2 separate regions of the Homo sapiens genome follow, and region 2 is linked to region 1. Evidence: read pairs that join two places in POLR2A ChIA-PET (ENCODE). Cell type or tissue: GM12878. All regions are shown on one strand. Links, peaks and the distances in the headings refer to the core of each region. The heading gives the core; the rest is flanking DNA.

Region 1 (7,357 bases), core at 1,962-5,961:
CTCTTGCCCTTTCCTCTTTCATCATGGGAGGATGCAGCAAAAAGGCCCTCACCAGACAAGGGCCCCTCGACCTTAGACTTCCGAGCCTCCAGAACTATAAGAAATAAACTTTTTAATTTATAAATTTAGCCAGGTATGGTGGTGCATGCTTGTAGTCCCAACTACTCGGGAGGCTGAGGCAGGAGGATCCCTTGAACCCAGGAGGTGGAGGCTGCAGTGAGATGAGATCATGCCACTGCACTCCAGCCTGGATGAGAGTGAGACTCTGTCTCAAAAAAAGTAAAATAAAATAAAATAAAATGAATAAATTACCCAGTCTGTGGTATTCTGTTACAGCAACACGAAACAAACTAAGACACTGAGTATTAGCACGAGGAGGAGGAAGAGGAAGGGTATCTGGCAGTCAGGAGAGGGGGCTGGTGTGAGCTGCCAATTTGGAATGAGCAGCACTGAAAGAAGGGTAGCTGGCCCAGGGAGAGCAAGCAGAATGGGCAGCGAGAAGTGTGGACTGTGCCGACTCTGCAGGGATGAGGCCATGACGGGGAGCTGGGAAGCAAGCTGGACTTTCAAGCCTGGTTAGGGAGTGGAAGGGGAATTCTGGTGTCATCATCAGCATATGAATCAGGCCTCCAGTGCCGGAGTCCAGAAGTAGAGCAAAGACCTCCCCAAAGCCACAAGTCATTGCTCCTGCAACACTGTGGGGCCCCCTGTAAGGTGCAAGATGCGGTGAGAAGAACATAATGTCACAGGGTCCTGCCTGCCTCAGACTGGATTAGGGTTGGACTCCGGAGTCCCAGGCCTCACTACTTGTGAACCCCTTTGTGAAGAAGCTAGAGCCTCATTCTGGGCAGCAGTGGACAAAGGCTCCTCACCACCTTTTAGTGAGGAGTGAGCTAGGGCTCTGTGGAGGCAGAGATCCAAGGACTGCTGCACCTGTGCGGGTCTCAGATGGCGCAGAGATGGAGGTCAGCATTCTGGGAGGTCCCAGGTCAGGCAGGATGCAAGCACGGAAGACGCGAGGCCCTGCCCTTTTCCTCTGGCTCCAGCATGACTACGGCCTTGCTGCCCTGGGCTGTGCCTTGCCCAGGTCTTCCTGGAAGATTTTTCTGGAAGACTTCCCAGGGGCCTCAGCCATAGGACAGAAAGTTTAGAAGAAGCTCCCCACCCCACCCTGGCTCCAGGCCCCAGGATAAGGAAGGCCTGGACACTTATTTCAATGGCACTGGCCCCTCAGGCACTTCAGCTGCTCTAGTGTCCAGAAGCTGTTTCTTCTCAAAAACTTTGCTGGTGCCAGTGTCCTGAACATGAAGCAGGGGCCTCCAGTGTTTTATGGAATGAACAGGTCGAGGTAGACCTGAGAAGTCAAACCTGTAGTGTAGCCACTTGCCTTCCAGAGTTTAGTGCTCAGTACCCCCACAACCCCATCAACAATATACCGACAGTCCCCAACTTAGGATGGTTTGACATACGATTTTCCTTTTTCAACTTTGCAATGGTGCTAAAGCCATGTGCATTGGCTCCTCAACTTATGATGAGCTATGTCTGGATGAACCCAACATAAGTCAAAGAGCGTCTGTATATTACATAAGAGACACATGTGGTTCAACAAATAATCATAAAGTGAATTCCTATGTAAACACCACGTAGGTCAAGATGGGGACCACTTCCAGCATCCCAGAATCTCTCCCACATATTTTGCTGATTTCAATCCTTTGCCTCCCCTAAAGCTACCTACTATTCTGACTTTTGGGACAATTATTTCCATGCTGCTTTTTACAAAGCAACATGGTACAGTGGTGAAGGACACAGAATCTGTAGCCAGAAGACATTGATTCACATCTTGGTTCCTCTACTCACCAGCTATATATCCTTGAGCAAACTACTTCATCCCTCTGTGCTGTTTCTTCATCTGTGATATAAGGATAATGAGAAGATACAAGCTGATAAGGTTGTTTAAAAGATTAAATATGGAAAATGTATATGAAGTGCTATGAACAGTGCCATAGATACAATTGCTGCTCTTTATAGTAAGCCACCTACATATACATCTCACAATAAATATGGTCTAGTTTGCTAGTTTTTGGACTCTATTAAAGGAATCATACTATAAAACAATCAAATAAGCAAACAGACAGACAACAGCTGTGTGTTGAAAGCAGCCATGACTATGGAAGGGAAAGAAGGATGCACCAGTTGCTGAAGTCCTGGAAAGAGAAGGCTGTCATGGTGGGCAGGGCAATGAGGCAAGGATGCAGAGGTGGCACAAACAGAAGATGGACATCTCAGCAGAAGAGTGCAACTGACAGAACCCGGCCTGAGTCAAGGAGTGGAAGGGCCTCTGGGGAGTACAGCCCCCTGTCCCCTCCTTTCCCACCAACCTGCAACCAGGCAGGCTGTGGGTGGGAGGAGGCAAAAGGCTAGGAGGCCGGCTTGAGGTAACAGGAGGGAAGGCTTCCCGGGTCAGTAGAATCTCCACATTAGATGAGGTAGGAAGCCTCTCGGTTAAGAGAATGGCAAACTGGAGCCCCTTCCTTTGTCTCTGCCTACAGAAAGCAACAGATAGAAGATGTTTCTCACAGCTCACGATGTCCCTCTTGTCTGAAATGATTGATTTTAATCATACAAATAATTGATGGAAAATACAGAAGGTGAAAAGGAAGAACAAAATCTGTTCATAGTCCTATTCTACCACATCCACTGTGTCATTTGGGGTGTGTTTCCTCCCAGCCTTTTGTATTCATGAATAGAACTCTAAATTCAATTCTCTTTTGATTTTTAATTGAATTCAGATTAAATTGAGCCAGGTGGAAAAGGGTATCAAGATTTTGCTCCTGAAATAATAACTCTACAGCTGTATTAAAACTATAGGATAGACAATTTTAAAAACAATAGCAACTAATATTTATAGAATGCTTATTATACGCTAGACACTCTGTTCTAAATCTTTCACAGGAATTGTTTTTTTAAATTGATGCAGTAATTAATCAGGGGTTAACCGTAAGTTACTATTATCCCCATTTTGCAGAATGAAGGGCAAACCATGAAACTAAGCACAGAAAAATTGCATAACTCCCAAGATCGCATAGCTTTGGGAGGAAAGATGGGAGCTAGAATACACCTCCAGTGAGTATGATTTTACAGTGTATAATAAGCATCTACAACAGGCTGAGATGAGACTGCATTTTAGTTAAAGTGACAGTTTGTGAAAAGGAAAAGCTTTTTCCTGTAACCCTCCCTCCGCTTCCTCCCCCGTGCTGTGGGGACCACTTCTCCCTTCTGCCCTCTGGTTGCATTACTTCATCTGAGCAGGGTATTTCCAGCTCTGACTGCTAGACCTGACTGTTGCAGGCAATCGTGCTGACAATAATGTTAGAGTACAGCCTAGACAGTGTTCGGAGCCGTGTGGACCTCTTGCTTGGAAAGGAACAGTCCTGCGCTTAGGAAACTCAAAGTGCCCGACTCCCAGCTGCATTCTCTATATGAGTAGAGTTGAGTTGAAAATGTCAAGTTATTTAATAAATTCATACTAAATACTTGGAGGTGGCAAACACTTCAATGAAATTATGTGTTTTTCTTTTGGAGTTATGTATTTCCCTTTTGCTGATGTTCATTGAACACTTATTCTACTCTAGGCCTTGTGCCACGAGCTTTCTATGGGTCTGCCCATTTGGTCTTCATAATGCCCTCAGCTGAGGTTCACTTTTATTTTGAGACAGGGTCTCATTCTGCCGCTAGGGTGCAGTGGTGTGATCACGGCCCTCTACAGCCTTGACCTCCCTGGGCTCCAATAGTCCTCCTGCCTCAGCCTCCTGAGTAGCTGGGACTACAGGTGCATGCCACCACGCCCAGCTAATTTTTGTATTTTTTTGGAGAGATGGGGTTTTGCTGTGTTGCCCACGCTGGTCTTGAACTCCTGGGCTCAAGCGATCTGCCTGCCTTGGCTTCCCAAGGTGCTGGGATTACAGGCATGGGCCACCCACTGCACCCAGCCTGAAGTTCACGTATGATTTCTGCTTTATAACAGGGGAAGTGGAGGAGGTGTGGTAAGGAGCCCACGCTCACATGGCCAGTAAGTGAAGGAGGCCTGGCAAAGGCCACACTCTTGGTCTGTCACCCTGCTGCTTCTCCTCACTTCCTTGTGTAACAGCTCTGTCATCAATGGGCTGTGTGACTGCACACGCTGCTGCACCCCTGTGGCTTTCAGTTTCCCTATCTGTAAGGGGTTGCACTAGATGCTCCCCAAGGCCGAGGTATGTGGGCCTGAGTGCTCTGCATTCCCTGATCAACTTCACTTCATCAAGGGTCTCCCATGGATGTAGCCCAGTTGTGGGCACTTGGGAGATCCAGGAGAAGTAACATCATGGCCTCTGGCTCCTCAAGGAATTTAGAATCCACTTGAGGACATGACTGGTGGCACAAGATAGTGAATTATTAATTTCCCAATGTGTGATTCAGACTAGAGTGTAAGGGTTCTGGAAAGGCAATTGAATGAGTCTTGCCTAGTGGAAAAATTGATCATCCTAAAGGGAGAGCAAATCCTCCTTAACATTTGCTAAAAATTGCTCCTCTGTTAGGCAAGAGTCAGATGCACTTGGGCACATCATCACCATCTGACTCCCAGTCCACCCCAACACCCAGCCCGGGAGCCCTGGGAAGCTGGCGGATGTGCCACATTTCAATGAGACCATGAACCCTTAGAGGGCATGATGGTTTTTTCCTCCACATTATACACTTCCTTATGTTGAAACGTTTTTTCCACAGGGCTGCAGGGAAAGAAGAAGATGTATATTGGTGAAGCACAGCTCAGGGAAACAGAATTAGTTGGGATTGTGGAAAAGTCACTTTGTGAATCAGGGGATAGAGACGCCTCATATGCTGAAGCTGAATTCCTTCAATCCTAAAGAACTGGTTGGGAGCAGAGCACAGTTTGGATGGGTTTGCAGCTATGATACCAGGGAAAAGAACTGCTGGACTCCATACTCTAGCCAGTTTAAACCAGCATTGAAATCTCGAGTGTATTTTAAATTTTCAGCTTGGGTTTGCTAGATGAACTAAAGAGTGAGTCTTAGGTTGTTTTTGCCTTACTCTTGTGGCATCTCAGAGCCTGTAGAGAGTTGGCGTTTGTCCCAGTAGTCTTGGTCTTCCATCCTCTGTCTTGCCCTGTTGGTGTTCCCTAGGGTTCTGTGCCAGCCCTGTTGCTCATCCTAACCCTGCAAGGGGCAATAGCATCCATTTCCAAGGTTTCAATGTTCAGGAACAGGCTGCTGACTCTCCCTCCAAAGGTCCAGTTGAGAACTGACTTATAAGTTCTGAATCCATGTATGTGGCTGCCCTCTGGGCATCTTCACTAGTAGCCCCACAGGTACCTACTTCTCCACTAAACTCCCCAAACCTGCTTCTCCTTCTACACCTCCTAACTCAGGGAATGGCACCATCACTCATGCTCACCATCCCCGGTGTCCAAACAGTCAGCAGTTCCCACCCTATGTCTTTCCAATCTGTGTGGTACCTTGGTTCTGGCCCAAGCATCTTTGTCCTCCAGCAGCCCTCACATAGGTCTGCCTTCCAGAGTTGCTTTCCTACAACCCCTCCACAAAGCAGCTAGAGGGCTTCTATGACACAAATAGGAAGTGCAGCCCCCATCGCCAACACCACTTAAAACTCATCGAAGACTGCCAATTGCTTTGGGGATTTAGCCTACACTCCTCATTTTCAGGTTGCACCTGCTTATCACTCTACTGGGCTCCATGCGTGGGTTTCATGGGACTCCCCCTCTAGAGATGTGTATTATCTGACAAGATCAGGGGATGGGAGAGGTGAAGGTGTTTGATGGGAATTACCATCCCTCCCACCATCCCGCTCTACCGTATTCTCAAATTCAGAACATCCCAACAGAATTCAGCATGCTGTTTCTCATTCTAGTGCATCAGAACAACCTCTCACAAATCAGCAAGAAGACAAACCACCTAAGATACCCACAGACGATCACCAGGGAAAAATACAGAGCCTTTCCCACCCTTCCTGGCCAGAGCTGACTGTTCCCCTGTTAGTCCCGCACTGAACCTTGCCTGAAACTCCCTTATAATAGTTTGCACTATATGGCATTTATTTATTAGTTTATCTCTTTCTTTAAACAATCATCAATTTGGTTCATCTGTCTATCTTCTATGTGTGTTCTATGCAGCACATATCTGCTATGCATGCTATGCACAGGGTGGGCTGAGGAGGTTCTCTGTATATGAATGTGAAATTATTACATCACAATATTATACCTTTTCTCCCATTAGGAGCATTTATTTCATTAAAATGGCTTGTTCTGAAAATATTCCCTGATATTACCAAGGATTAATGTCCTTAATAAGCAATCTGTTCTTATTAACCAATAAGAAAAAGACAAATTCCCTATGAAAAAATTGACCAAAGACATTGGATTCTTCCTTGTCTCCCATGTAAACAATAAAAGCTGCAGGTTGTGGCGAAACAGGTACTCTGATGTACCATTGGTGAGAGTGTAAATTTGTAGACCCTTTTGAGGGCCATTAAGCAATAATAATTCCAAATTTAGAATTTGGTTGATCTCTGACCCAGCAATTCCTGGAACTTGCAGAGATTTGTCCTACAGGAATAATCAGATAAAGACACCACGTTTATGTAAAAGAATATTAATTGCAGGCCAGGCACGGTGGCTCATGCCAGCACTTTGGGAGGCCAAGGCGGGCGGATCACCTGAGGGCGGGAGTTCGAGACCAGCCTGACCAACATGGAGAAATGCTGTCTCTACGAAAAATAACAAAATTAGCCGGGCATGGTGGTGGATGCCTGTAATCCCAGCTACTTGGGAGGCAGAGGTGGTTGCAGTGAGCCGAGATCACGCCATTGCACCCCAGCCTGGACAACAAGAGTGAAAGTCTGTCTCAAAATATATATATATATTAATTGCAACACTGTCAAAATAGTTAAAATGCAAATAATTTGAACTTTCATCAGTATTGGTTTGGTTAAAAAAAATCATGGTGCAGCCATATGATGGAATATTATGCAATTGTTAAAAGAAAAAAAAGCAAATCCCAAGAGATTTATGTTTTTACAAGGAAAGATGTCCGCAATATATTAAGTGAAAGAGGCAGATTGTAAAGCATTTTATCCATCTGCTCATCCATCCTTCCTTTCATTCTTTTATTCTACAAAAGAGGTGAAAAAATGTATATATATATATCAGACCACTAACAGTTTTATCACCATATTGTCACTGGATCAAGTTAGACTTATTAGGGACTTCCACATTCTACTTCATATTTTGGAGATTTTACAAGCAGATATTATATTTATAGTAATAGCAAAAACAATAAATACTGCC
Region 2 (7,357 bases), core at 1,626-5,625, 240 kb before region 1:
TCCCCCTGCAGAAAGATACTAAAAGATTCTGAGGCTTTTTAGAGAGGGGCTCTTCCAAAAATGAAGAGTATAAAACTGTCTCTGGTGGCCGGGTGCGGTGGCTCATGCCTGTAATCCCAGCACTTTGGGAGGCCGAGGCAGGCAGATCACAAGGTCAGGAAACTGAGACCATCCTGGCTAACACAGTGAAACCCCGTCTCTACTAAAAATACAAAAAAAAAAAAAAATTAGCGGAGTGTGGTGGCACGCACTTGTAGTCCCAGCTACTCAGGAGGCTGAGGCAGGAGAATAGCTTGAACCCGGGAGGCAGAGGTTGCAGTGAGCTGAGATCACTCCACTGCACTCCAGCCTGGGTGACAGAGCGAGACTCCGTCTCAAAAATAAAAAAACAAAACAAAAAACAAAAACCTGTCTCTGTGGACAGCGGAATGCCAGAAAAAAAGATAGAAAACAAGATAGTAGATTTTTTTTTTAAGAAAATGGTTTTTTTTTTTTTTAACAGAAATCTGCCTTGAATTTTTTTCTCTCCTGAGCCTCTTGGCCATTGTTAATTGTTATTTAGTATTCTTCACTGTGAATTACTTTGTGGGTGACTGTAAATTACTAGATTCTATTTTAACTAAAGGAGCCAACACAGCAAATTTATGTTCTGTTATAAATTAAGTAACGTGATGACATATGCTTAGTGGTTAGACTGACATGCAAAATAAATCAGATGTAATCATGTGAATATAAGTTTGAGATACAAAATAGCCATTATGGGGTTGAAACAAAAGACAGAACCATAGGAGTAGTAGTTTGCCAAAGCACAAATAAGCTAATTCTGCTTGCAGTCAGCAAAAGAAAAATAAATTAGATATTTTTCTTCTTCTTTGAGTACCACCAACAGAAGTTACTAACTCAGATGTGAGGCCAGGTGCGGTGGCTCACACCTGTAATCCCAGCACTTTGGGAAGCCGAGGGGGGCAGATCACCTGAGGCCAGGAGTTCGAAACCAGCCTAGCCAACACGGTAGAACCCCATCTCTACTAAAAATACAAAAATTAGCCGGGTGTGGTGGTGTGTGCCTGTGATCCCAGCTACTCAGGAGGCTGAGGCAGGAGAATCGCTTGAACCCAGGAGGTGGAGGTTGCAGTGAGACGAGATCATGCCACTGCACTCCAGCCTGGGCAACAGGCCAGGCCATCTCAAAACAACAACAACAACAACAAAAAAAAAAAAACCTCGGATGTGAAAACACAGAATTTAGAGATAGAAGGTCTATAACTGGACACCTCACTTATATTTTTAGCAGGTGAGGACACAGGACCAAAGATACTCCAAGACACAGGTGGCTGGTCACAAAAGCCCTAACTAAAACTAAGGCATTCTAGCTCCTAGGCCGACTTTCCACTCCACTGCATTTTACCCAAAGCACTAAAGAGAGAACAATTGACTTTTGAATTATCATGCAGATCTATTAAAGAATACACAGGCCGAGCATGGTAGCATCTGAAATCCCAGCACTTTGAGAGGCTGAAGTGCGAGGATCACTTGAGGCCAGGAATTCAAAACCACCCTGGACGACATAGTGAGACCCTATCTCTACAAAAAATTTTAAAAAATAGCCAGGAGTGGTGGTGTGCACCTGTAGTTTCAGCTACCCTGGAACCTGAGGAAGGAAGATAGCCTGAGCCCAGGAGTTCAAGGCTGCAGTGAGCTATGATCATGCCACTGCACTCCAGCCTGGGCAATAGAATGAGACCCTGTCTCTAAAAAAAAAAAAAACAAAAAAAAAAAACTACACAATTAAAGCACATTTATAGTACCTGAAACTCAGATAACAGCTTGACTACCATGAGAGCTAAAGAGATACCGCCTATCAATGAATAAATGACAACAAGAACACAAACTAAGGCTAAATTTTGTCATTCTGGTTTTCAGAGCAGAAGCTAATTTTTTAAATTGACTTTATTAAAATCATTTTCTTCACTTAAATTTATACTTACCCCGTGGAGGAGATAAAATTAAGGAAATGAAGAACTCTAACTTTTTTGAACATGGGTTTCTATACATTTGAATTTTCTCCCTGATCAGGTTATTATCTGTTATTTTTTTCTTTTTTCTTTTTTCTTTGAGACGGAGTCTCCCTCTGTTGCCCAGGCTGGAGTGCAATGGCACGGTCTCAGCTCACTGCAACCTCCACCTCCTGGGTTCAAGTGATTCTCCTGCCTCAGCCTCTCAAGTAGTTGAGATTACAGGTGTGCACCACCACGCCTGGCTAATTTTTGTATTTTTAGTAGAGACTGGGTTTCACCATGTTGGTCAGGCTGGTCTCAAACTCCCGACCTCATGATCTGCCCGGCCTCAGCCTCCCAAAGTGCTGGGATTACAGGCGTTAGCCACCACGTCCAGCCTCATGTGTTATTTGCATAATTTTGATTAAAAAAAAAAAGACTCTTACACCTTGAGGTTTTTGTTTGATGTGCTGTGCTTCTCATCTACAAGTTTGACACTAGCAGTGGACTATTTTCTACACTTAGCTTATCAATGGAATTCAAAAGAAAAGAAAAATGACATAATTTTATTTTTGGGGAAACTCAGTCTTATTTCCTTTCTTGTGTGATTCTCCAAGGAAAAATGGAGACCAGAAATTTGGTTAAAATATAACTTATAACTGGAATAAATTTTGGCATCTTTGGGGCCAACCCACAACTCAGAGGGAAGCCCACTCTGGAGGCTAAGAAACTCCCAGGGTTAATTGCAGCTAGTAAACATGGATGGCAGGGCTTAAATCCCTGCCTCCATTCTCGTATTTATCCTCCCATTACCCACGGTGATTGCATTCCTGCAGTCAAGGGCATAAGTCATCCAATTTTACTTCCCATTGGTTTTCTATAGCTCCCATTGGGCTGTCCCATCGGAAGTCATTTGTTATGAGACAGAGTCTTGCTCTGTCACCTAGGCTGGAGTGCCTAGGCGTAATCACCGCTCACTGCGGCCTCTGCCTCCAGGGCTCCAAGGCTAAAAACTTTTCTAAATGTTATTTTTGGCTGGGCGCAGTGGCTCACGCCTGTAATCCCAGCACTTTGGGAGGCCGAGGCAGGTGGATCACCTGAGGTCAGGAGTTCGAGACCAGCTTGGCCAACATGGTGAAACCCTGTCTTTACTAAAAATACAAAAATTAGCTGGGCGTGGTGGCGCATGCCGGTAATCACAGCTACTCGGGAGGCTGAGGCAGGAGAATTGCTTGAACCTGGGAGGCGGAGGTTTCAGTGAGCCTAGATCGCACCATTGCACTCCAGCCTGGTGACAGAGCAAGACTCCATCTCAAATAAATAAATAAAATAAAATAAATGTTATTTTCCATACTTCAGGTATGTTTTGTTCTACTCTTAAGGGGAAAAAAACAACCTATGTAAACTAAAATTCAGTAACCCAGTAATTCATCAAGTTTCTCTGTTATCTTAGAGGCACTATAGCAGAATGGTTTAATACCTGGACCCTGGGGTCAGGCTGCCTGGGTTCAAATTCTGTCTTGCTTTTTACCTGGGCAGGCCACTGCACTTCACTGTGCCTCAGTTGTTTCATTTGTAAGGTTAGGATTATAGTTGTAACATCTTTATAGGGTTGTTTTGAAGATGAAATGAGTTAATAGATGTAAAGCACATAGTAACACTCAGTAAACACTCAATAAAAAGCTTTATTAACCTTAATATGTTTCTTCATAGCCCTTGTAAAACCCTAGCCACTCTTTTGCAATAAAGCATTTTCAAAAAGTACCATCGATCCGGGGTTATCTCTGTGTTCTTTTCCTGGAGGATCCTGAGTGCGGGCTGTGTCGACATCACGTCATTAATGTCTTCTGCTCCCTGCACTGTGGTCAAAGGCTTTTCAACGTAGCCTTGGATCCCCTGGGTTTGCTGCAGTTCAGTGCACCTCAAAGCACGATAACAGGAACTGAAATGGCAGAAACTGAAAGCAAAATAAAATTCAGCCAGGAAACACTTAGCTGTTTTTCCCTTTGCTCTGCATGGGGAAAAAAAAAAAAAAAGAGGAGGAGATAAATCGAAAACCTGTAAAATCCAGCATGTACTTCAGGGTTGTTTTAATTTTCTAAATATAAGTACAGTCTTCATTCCTCCCTCCAGCAAATATCTATTGAGTGTTTACTGTGGTGTGCCCTGATTCCCCATAGACATCTGGTGGCTATCTATCCTGGATTTTCTAGAACAATCCTAACTTTAAATGTCTTTGGTGTCTTTTCATGAAAATACATTTAAAAGGCAGTGGAAAAAAGCCTTTCTCAGGCCCCATGGCCAGAGTTTTGTTCCATATTTACTTTCAGCTGTGTTTCTGTTTTCCCCAAGGTCAGGAGCCGCCCAGTAAAAAAAAAAAAAAAAAAAAAAAAAAAAAATCTCCAAGTCCTGAAGGTACTGCAGGAGCCAGGATAGGGAAATTACTAGATGGTATTCTCTGTTTCTCCTCTGGAGAAAGAGTTTTAAGGGTTAAAATTTTCATCTATAACCGTGGTTGTTTCTTTGGGGCTGGCAATACTGAAAACTAACTTTTTGTATTATACATTCTTATAATGTTTGGTTTTTTTACACTTTTTAATGAGATGTATTACTGCGATAAGCAGAAAAGAAAATAAAAGTTTTTTAAACTACTGACTTACTTCCACAAATAAAATAGACATTCTCTTTTTTAGCAACCCAATAACAAGGGGTAGTGAAAAATGATATGCTCCCTGAAGACAGGGACCGTCTGCTTTTCTCATCTTAGCATTCCCACAGAGGAGCACTGAATAAATATCCATCAAAGGAATGAACAAAGGCCTCCTTCATATTCCTTAAATCATCTTTACTTTCCGGAAAGGAACATGGTAGCTCACCTTAACCATGCCAAAAAACATATACTTTATATAAGTCCAGATTTACACACAAAGGATTATTTACTTGATGAAGGGATTTACCAGATTCCTTTCTACAGCAAAATCTCCTCAGTCGATTTAAAGTGTGACTTGATTTGCTTCATTTTTCTTATGAGATAGTGGAATAAATGAGAACTTCGGTAAACCAAGAGCCGGGAGTGTGAACCCTGCCTTAGCCTCTAGAGTAGCTGAGATCACAGGCGTGCGCCACCACGCCCAGCTAATTTTTTTTTTTTAACCTCTGACCTGTCGTGTGTCCTTGGGCAGGTTTTTTTGTTTGCTTATTTTTTTCACCTCCCTGTGTCTTAGTTATCTCTACTCTAAAATGAGAATAATTGGAAGGGTTATAGGTACCATATTAAAGCCCCTGGGACAGTGCTAGAAGCATAAATATAAATGGCAGCTGATATTCTTATTGTTTATTAAACCTTTTCAAAGTATCCAATGCATGAATTGAAGTGTAATTGCAGTGATAACCACAGGCCCCAAAATGTATCATGGAGGCTAAAACCTAATTGGTTTAAAAAAAAAAAAATCAAGCTTTTTATGCTTCATCCCAGATAAGTGATTTAAATGCTTAGACTCACATCGTTTCATGCTTGGAGTTCTGAGAGCACAAGGGGCCCCCTTTACTTCCTTGTTTATGTGACAACAGGGGAAATCTCATCATCCTCCCCTCGCCAGGCTAACTTTTTGAGGTTCAGCTTGAAAAAAAAAAGAGAAAAGTAGCAGTTATATTTGGGAGCAAGGACTGGTGAGCTTGGTTACTGGGATTGAACCCTAGCCTAGAGGAATTACTGAAGGTTGAACCCAACAAAAGTACCTAAACCTCAGTCTAAAGTTTTCAATCCAGGCCAGGCGTGGTGGCTCACTCCTGTGAACCAGCACTTTGTGAAGCCAAGGAAGGCAGATGGCTTGAGCCCAGGAGTTTGAGACCATATGGCCAAGATGGTGAAATCCTGTCTCCCCTAAAAAAAAAAAAAAAAAAAAAAAAAAAAAAAAAAAAAAGAAAAATTAGCCAGGCGTGGTGGCACAGGCCTGTGATCCCAGTTACTCTGGAGGCTGAGGCAGGAGAATTGCTTGAGCCCGGGAGGCGGAGGTTGCAGTGAGCCAAGACGGCGCCACTGCACTTCAGCCTGGGTGACAGAGTGAGACTCTGTCTGAAATAAATAAACAAACAAACAAACAAACATTTCAATGTGATAAATAAATCAAGAGCTGCACTATATAGTGAGAGTAGGAAGTCTCTTCCTGACCCCATCTCTCCTCTTTAAGGTATGAGAGAGGCCTGAGGGGCTTGCAGGCCACAGAGCTGAAGGCTAGGATATCACTCCAACACGGTCAAACAGGAAGAATCCAACTCCCACTAGCTTCAAGAACAAGTGATGGGGAAAAAAGGGAGAAGCAGGAAGCCGGCAACAGACAACTGTATTTTTTCTAGTTACACATGCAGCAACCAAGCTATGTCCACATGGTGGGCTTCCCCGTGTCCGGGTGCATTCACTCTGGCACCTTGCTAAGATTCTTTGCAAGTCAACAAGTCAACAGGCTTCCTCCTCATGCCATGTCTGCCCTGTCCTCCTTCTAGAATCAGGGAGGGACTCTCAGGAAGTAGACCAGACCCACAGGCCCCTGGGCTGCCGGACACTCCCACTCTCCCCCACAAATGAGAAGATCTCCCTATCCCCTCTTGTCCCTGTCCCAGATCCCCTCAGTAGTGATTATGTAATTCCATTACAATTCAGAGGAAAAAGGGATTTTTAAAAAGAGATCAGAGAGGCAGATTGGCCTTCAAGGTAGAGGATCTATAAAACCAGCCCATTCTACCGGCCATAGACAGTGTTCAGATATCCTAGACAAGGAAAGTCCAAGAGGAACACAGAGGGTTAAAGTTCCTCCTGGACTTGGGCAGGTGCAGTGGCTCACACCTGTAATCCCAGCACTGAGGTGGGAGGATTGCTTGAGCCCAGGAGTTTGAGACCAGCCTGAACAACATAGAGAGACACCATGGATACAAATAATTTAAAAAATTAGCTGGATGTGGTGGTGTGTGCCTGTGGTCCCAGCTACTCAGGAGGCAGAAGCAGGAGGATCACCTAGCCCAGGAGGTCCAGGCTGCAGTGAGTGGTGACTGCACCACTGCACTCCAACTTGGGCAACACAGTGACTCAAAAAATTAAAAAAATAAATAAAAGCAGAATAGCATTATCCTTTAAGCATCACACTCTCACACACACAAAGTTAGTGTACGTGGATATTATATCTTGAGTTTATTGAGATGTATGAGAGCACAACTTGTGCTTTTTCGAGTTCTTTACAATTCTTGATGTAATGCTATATAGCACTATATAGTAGATGCTCAACTGATATTTGTGAATAAATGCCTGTGAAATAGAGTCCTGGCCGGGCATGGTAGCTCAAGCCTGTAATCCCAACACTTTGGGG

Evidence for each region. Peaks named below come from ENCODE experiments on the same cell type or tissue, not always from the same donor. Only the 100,000 strongest peaks of a DNase experiment are listed, where the experiment ranks them.
Region 2: POLR2A ChIA-PET joins it to region 1 with 6 read pairs; 1 of 35 experiments calls an interaction of 5 or more read pairs at or near these places.

The regions. Positions count from the first base shown.
Region 1 is chr1:94,717,372-94,724,728 of GRCh38, reverse strand. The region is part of intron 2 of SLC44A3-AS1 (SLC44A3 antisense RNA 1); the gene reads left to right. Among named protein-coding and RNA genes, the nearest start is that of MIR378G, 25 kb to the left of the region's middle. RefSeq lists enhancers at 975-1,476, 4,027-4,316. In GM12878, for the core only: no CTCF peak of the experiment used is centred there; DNase peaks (open chromatin) are centred at 3,328 and 4,148; H3K4me3 peaks cover 392 bases.
Region 2 is chr1:94,959,576-94,966,932 of GRCh38, reverse strand. CNN3-DT (CNN3 divergent transcript) reads right to left here. Exons shown (of 3, transcript NR_168377.1): 3 at 3,663-3,954. Among named protein-coding and RNA genes, the nearest start is that of CNN3, 36 kb to the right of the region's middle. In GM12878, for the core only: no CTCF peak of the experiment used is centred there; a DNase peak (open chromatin) is centred at 3,922; H3K27ac peaks cover 799 bases.